2 separate regions of the Homo sapiens genome follow, and region 1 is linked to region 2. Evidence: chromatin contacts called from ENCODE Hi-C or POLR2A ChIA-PET data. All regions are on one chromosome and are shown on one strand. The core of a region is the stretch at or near the end of the contact, and the rest is flanking DNA. Distances in the headings are between cores, read along the strand shown.

The links. A loop is a pair of places that touch in the nucleus more often than their neighbours do. ChIA-PET counts read pairs that join two places held with the same protein, here RNA polymerase II (POLR2A). Pooled maps may share reads with other maps.
Region 1: a map of IMR-90 shows a loop between it and region 2 (2.3-fold over the local background). The contact joins two enhancer-like sites. A Hi-C loop is called at or near these places in 3 of 168 maps with a recorded cell type or tissue (IMR-90 and endothelial cell of hepatic sinusoid) and 4 of 50 pooled maps. POLR2A ChIA-PET finds 5 or more read pairs at or near these places in 3 of 52 experiments (A549, H1 and WTC11).

The regions. Positions count from the first base shown.
Region 1 is chr16:69,889,195-69,891,894 of GRCh38, reverse strand. The region is part of intron 8 of WWP2 (WW domain containing E3 ubiquitin protein ligase 2); the gene reads right to left. Among named protein-coding and RNA genes, the nearest start is that of MIR140, 43 kb to the left of the region's middle. RefSeq lists an enhancer at 724-1,247. Within about 2 kb of position 1,259, at least 22 of the 41 ENCODE cell types and tissues checked have a DNase peak (open chromatin) inside an H3K27ac peak, as active enhancers do.
Region 2 is chr16:69,819,965-69,822,819 of GRCh38, reverse strand. The region is part of intron 4 of WWP2 (WW domain containing E3 ubiquitin protein ligase 2); the gene reads right to left. Among named protein-coding and RNA genes, the nearest start is that of WWP2, 59 kb to the right of the region's middle. Within about 2 kb of position 1,424, at least 10 of the 41 ENCODE cell types and tissues checked have a DNase peak (open chromatin) inside an H3K27ac peak, as active enhancers do.

The DNA of each region.
Region 1 (2,700 bases), core at 10-2,509, 69 kb before region 2:
TCAGGGTCAGGGGAAAGATGTATGACTTGAAGGTCACCTGGGCAAATGGTGGCACCATTCCCAGGAGGGGGACCAGGTTCTAGCCCGGATGGGATGGGTAAGATGATAAGTTCTGTTGGGTTGAGATAGCTACATGGAACTGTCCAGGTAGTGAGTCAGGAGAGAACTGGGCTCAAGAGGCAGATATGGACTTAGCATCAGATCCCAGAGGCAGCCAAGGGAATGGCTGAGTCGAGCCAGGGGGAGAACTGAGTGACCAGGGCACGCATCATGAAACAGTCTGGTAGCAAGAACCATTTCTTGTTTAGCACTGCATCTGCCATACCCAGTACCTGACCTGCTGTCTCTTAAATAGTAACAGATATTCTGTCTAATGAAAGAATCAACAGTGTAAAACCTCGAATATAGAACTTGGGCACTAGTAGATACTCAATTCAGCTGCTGCATTTATATATCCTCATAAAAGATAAAGGCATTCTGCAAACTCAAGAAGATGCAGTTCCTAAGAGATAGCACTCCAATCCCTTTGCCACAACACACCCTTTGTTGGTATTGGAATTAGAAATGACAGATTTCCTTCTCTCATTGGTCCCCTGACTCTGGAACACCAGGGGTAAATTAATAACCCGCCTTGCCTGGATCTCCTAAACTTTTAAGTAAACTGGGGTGGGGCTGGCAGGCCTATGAACTGGAAGGATCGCTGGCAGAAATAGTACTCTCTCTGGCTTCCATCAGCCAACCAAAAGCCTGCCATGCTCCCTCTTAGACACTCAGCAGTGCTAGTCAGTCTCCAGGTAGGTGGCTGACGATCTCCAGGCCCCGAGTCAGCCCACAGAGCCCTCCTAGCCATCTTAGAGAAGAGCACGTGGAAGCCATCTGGGTTGGAAAATTGGGTCTCCGACACCCTTCTCTGGACCATCGTACATGTTCAAGTGGGGAGCAGCCTCCCCAGGCCCACATGTGGCCCTCATCACGTTCTAAATGCCCCAAGGAAAAGATGCTGTTTAGGCTCTACCTCAGAAACGTGTTTCAGCCTCTGGCAGGATGAGGGAGGGGAATCGGCTTCCCTGGGCTGCTCGATCTGCCAGACTTAGAATAAAGAGCGTTTTCAGAGCCTGGAGTTTTCCAGCTGCCTGGAAACAGGAAGTGCCCAATCCCCGAGAACAGTAACCCTCACACACGCCCTACATAAAGACATGTTGAGCCATTAGCCCTAATTGCCTGTGACTGACACAGGAGTGAGGCCGGCCTTCCAGGCATTCGCTCAGCGGAAAGAAAACAAACAGCTCACTGGGGACACAGGCGGCCATTTTCTCTCCTTTCTGCCAACATGATTCTGCATTGTTCCCCCCAAATTATAACATACAGGCTTGAAATTACAAACCAAACAAAGGTCTTTCGAGTATTCCTTACCACATACAAAAGAGAAATATCTCTATAGGGAGTAGCTGGACACAAAGCAATTGATTAGTGAGCTTTTCACTTTAACCTTCACTAAAATCAAAAACCTCACAAAAAAACATCCCAGAGCTGCCTCTCAATCCTGCCAATTCTCTCCAGGTTTGAGGTACAAAGGTATGTGGAACAGGACTTTCTGAACAGACGGGAGTTAGGTAGCGTGGCGCATGCTAGGAAAACAATACGTACGTAGTAAAGGTCACATGTGCCTTCCGATAAAAGATTTTTGTTTTGACAACTGGGTTTTTGAAAGTGGCTTAAGCCAGCCTGGGCAACATGGCAAAACCCTGTCTCTACAAAAAAAAAAAAAAAAAATTATCCAGGCATGGTGGTGCACGCCTGTAGTCCCAGCTACTTGGGAAGCTGAGGTGGAAGAATCGCTTGAGCCCAGGAAGTCAAGGCTGCAGTGAGCCAAGACTGTACTACTGCACTCCAGCCTGGGCAACAGAGTGAGACCCTGTCTCAAACAACAACAACAACAATGAAAGTGGCTTAATAATAGAATAAAGAGATGGGATAAGGGAGTGAAAAAAAGAATAATACAGCACCTTGTAGTCAAGTAAGAGGCCTTACACCCTTCTTTTTTCCTTTATGAATCACAACGGTTCACAGGATACACACCACCAAGTCATCGTCAACCAGATCACCAGCAACTAGAGTGACACAGATGTGGGTTTCCTCCACACCAAACTGATAACCAGGAGAGGCAGTGAAAACTGGCCCCAACCATGATCAGAGCTGCGAAGAAGGGACTTCACCTCCCGGTTCAGAAGCATGCCCTTCCTTTAGGGCCCCTTCACAACCACTCGGAAAATATCACTTACCAGGTGTAACACCCACCAATCAGTGAGGGCTTCATGTTCACCATCTTATTTGAGTCCCTTAACTTCCTGGGGAGATATGTATGATGATTATCTCCACCTTATCAAGAGGCTAAGTCATTCGGCCAAGGTCACATGGTGGGGGGATTCAAACCCAGAGCTGTCTGATTCACAGGTCCATGCTTATAATCTCCACTCACCATATAACCAAACTTGAACTTCCCTTTGGCTTACAGGGGCTGTCTTCTTATCATCCAAGGTCTTTGCTGTCAGATTTAATTTTTATTTTTGAGACAGGGGTCTCGCTTCATAGTCCAGGCTGGGGTACAGTGGTGTGATCATAGCTCACTGCTGCCTCTAACTCCTGGCTCAAGCAATCCTCCCACCTTGGCCTCCCCAGTAGCTACGACTACAGGCACAG
Region 2 (2,855 bases), core at 175-2,674:
AATTCTAAATTATACACACACCTCAAATTCTGTTTCTATTGGACAGCACTGATCTAGCACCTGCCTCCTCCCTGCCGTTGGCCTCCTGTGTGACTTGACAGCAACCAGCTTGTTCCTGCCTCAAAGCTTCCCACATGCTGTTCCCTCCACCTAAAATGATTTTCTCTTGTTCCTCTAGACGATTCCTTTTTCTCTTTCTGGTGTCCAGGTGTCACTTCCTCCAGGAAGCCTTCCTTGATAAACACACATGCATGAACACACACACACAAACACACACACACACACACCCCACCCAGGCCAGGCAAAGTCTCCCATGATGCATTCCCAGATCATCCTGTACTTTGCTCCATCGCATCTGTCACAACTGGAATAGTTTGCACCATTTGTTCGACTTTCTGTTTTCCTCTCTAGAGTCTAAATTCCAGGAGGACAGGGATGCTGTCTGCTGTTCACCACTTCAGCGCCAGCCTCTAGCTCGGAATTCAAAGGTGCTTACTGCACGAAAGCTGATAAATCAGCGTCAGGCCCTGCCCCTGCTACAAGCAAGGCTCATGATCCTAAGAAAATGCCCTACAGAGAAGAAAGAAACTCTCACACAAAACCCTGACCCAACACGAAGAAACTCTTAAGTCTAAGAAGGAAAGAAAAGCAGGGGTCAGGCATGATGGCTCATACCTGTAACTCCAGCATTATGGGAGGCTGAGGTGGAAGGATCGCTTGAGCCCACGAGTTTGAGACCAGCTCAGGCAACAAAGGGAGACCCTGTCTCTACAAAAAATACAAAAAAGCTGGGCATAGTGGTGTGCATTTCTGGTCTTAGCTACTCGGGAGGCTGGGGTGGGAGGATCGTTTAAAGCCAGAAGTTTGAGGCTACACTGAGCTATGATGGCACTGCACGCTAGCCAGGGTGACAGAGTAAGACCCTGTTTCTTATTTAAAAAAAAAACAAAACAAAGAAAAATAGCCGGGCATGGTGGCTCACGCCTATAATCCCAGCTCTTTGGGAGGCCGAGATGGGAGGATTGCTTGAGGCCAGGAGTTTGAGACCAGCCTGACACAGTGAGACTACATCTCTACAAAAAAAAAAAAAAAAAAGTAAGAAAGAAAAGAAAGGGGAGAAAAAATGTCTTGGCCACCTACTGCAGACTAAAATGCAAACAGTCACAATATACCTGTAGAAAAGGAGTAAGAGGAAAGGCCTTGGCCAGCATTCAGCATTTGGAGCAGAATCACCCTTTGCTCAAATATGTGTTCCCACGAGGCTGACCGACTTCCAAAGCCGACACCTCACAGAACACTCTGGAGGCAGCAGCCTGGACCAGGGGAAGGGAATCCTGACAGAGAGCTTTTCTTCTCTCTTCAGGTGAGGCTCCACAAGGCAGCCTCTCAGCCAGCACTCAGTGACACAGGGTGCAGGATTGTTGGAACATTCGTTGCAGGGCCTCCGTGTTTACTTTTTGAAACTTGTGGCTAAAAGGACCTTTTCTTTCCAACAGCTCTCAGCTGATACCAAAGCCAGGAAAAGGGCCCCGGCTGCAACTTTGAGAAGTTGAGGGTGTGGGGCTGAGGGAGGGGGTTGCTTTTGGCATCTTTGGGAATTCCTTGAGGTTCTGGCCTGGGCATATCTGCCTGAGGTGCAGGATGATAGAAAGCGACACACAGAGGGCTTTTCAGAGACCGCTAAAGACAGCCTGAAATCCCAAAGCCTGGCATCTGGTGCCAATCAAAAAAACAGTAGTCGCTGATGTAACTGCAACTCGATCAGGGCAAAATGAAACAACGGCTTGCATTTGGCGGCTGGAACTGGGCTCAGCCCATAGCCTCGCCGGAGTGGGCAGCACGCACCACACTGGTCCTGCTGTCAGCCTCCGAGGTGAGCCGGACACTGGCTGCAAAGACCTAAGTCACAGGAAAAGACGTTCATCCTCAGTAATTAGAGGAGAAAGTCACTCTTTCAACGTCGTGTGTGTGTGTGTGTGTGTGTGTGTGTGTGTATATGCATGTATTCATGGTTTTGTGTTGTAGGTACACAAAAGTGAACAAAATTCACAAAACGCCTGCCCCCATAGACCTTACATTCTATTTGTGGAGGACAATGAATGAGAAAAATAAACAAAATAAACAGTAGTATATGGGGAGAACCGCTTACAAGAAAATAAAGCAGAGAAGAGAAACAGGGAATGCTGGGGAGGAGTAGTCACAATTAAGACAGTTTTTTCAAGGCCACAATATACAATACGTGTGGTCCTATTTTTTTTTTTTTTTAAGAGACAGGGGGCCAAGAGCGGTGGCTCACGCCTGTAATCCCAACACTTTGGGAGGCTGAGGTGGGTGGATCACTTAAGATCAGGATTTCAAGACCAGCCTGGCCAACATGGTGAAATCCCATCTCTACTAAAAATACAAAAAAATTAGCCAAGCACAGTGGCACATGCCTTTAATCCCAGCTACTCAGGAGGCGGAGGCAGGAGAATCACTTGAACCCAGGAGGCGGAGGTTGCAGTGAGCTGAGATGCACCACTGCACTCCAGCCTGGGCAACAGAGTGAGACTCCATCTCAAAAAAATAATAATAACAAAAAATAAAGAGACAGGGGTCCCACTCTGTCACCCAGGCTGGAGTACAGTGGCATGATCACAGTTCACTGCATCCTCGACCACCAAAGCTCAGGTAATCCTCCTGCCTCACCCTCCTGAGTAGCTGGGACTACAGGTGTGGACAACCACACCTGGCTAATTTTCCTATTTTTTGTAGAGGGTCTCACTATGTTGCCCAGGCTAGTCTCGAACCCCATCCATCCCCTGCCCCCGCCTCAGCCTCTTAATGCACTGAGATCACAGGCATGAGCCACTGTG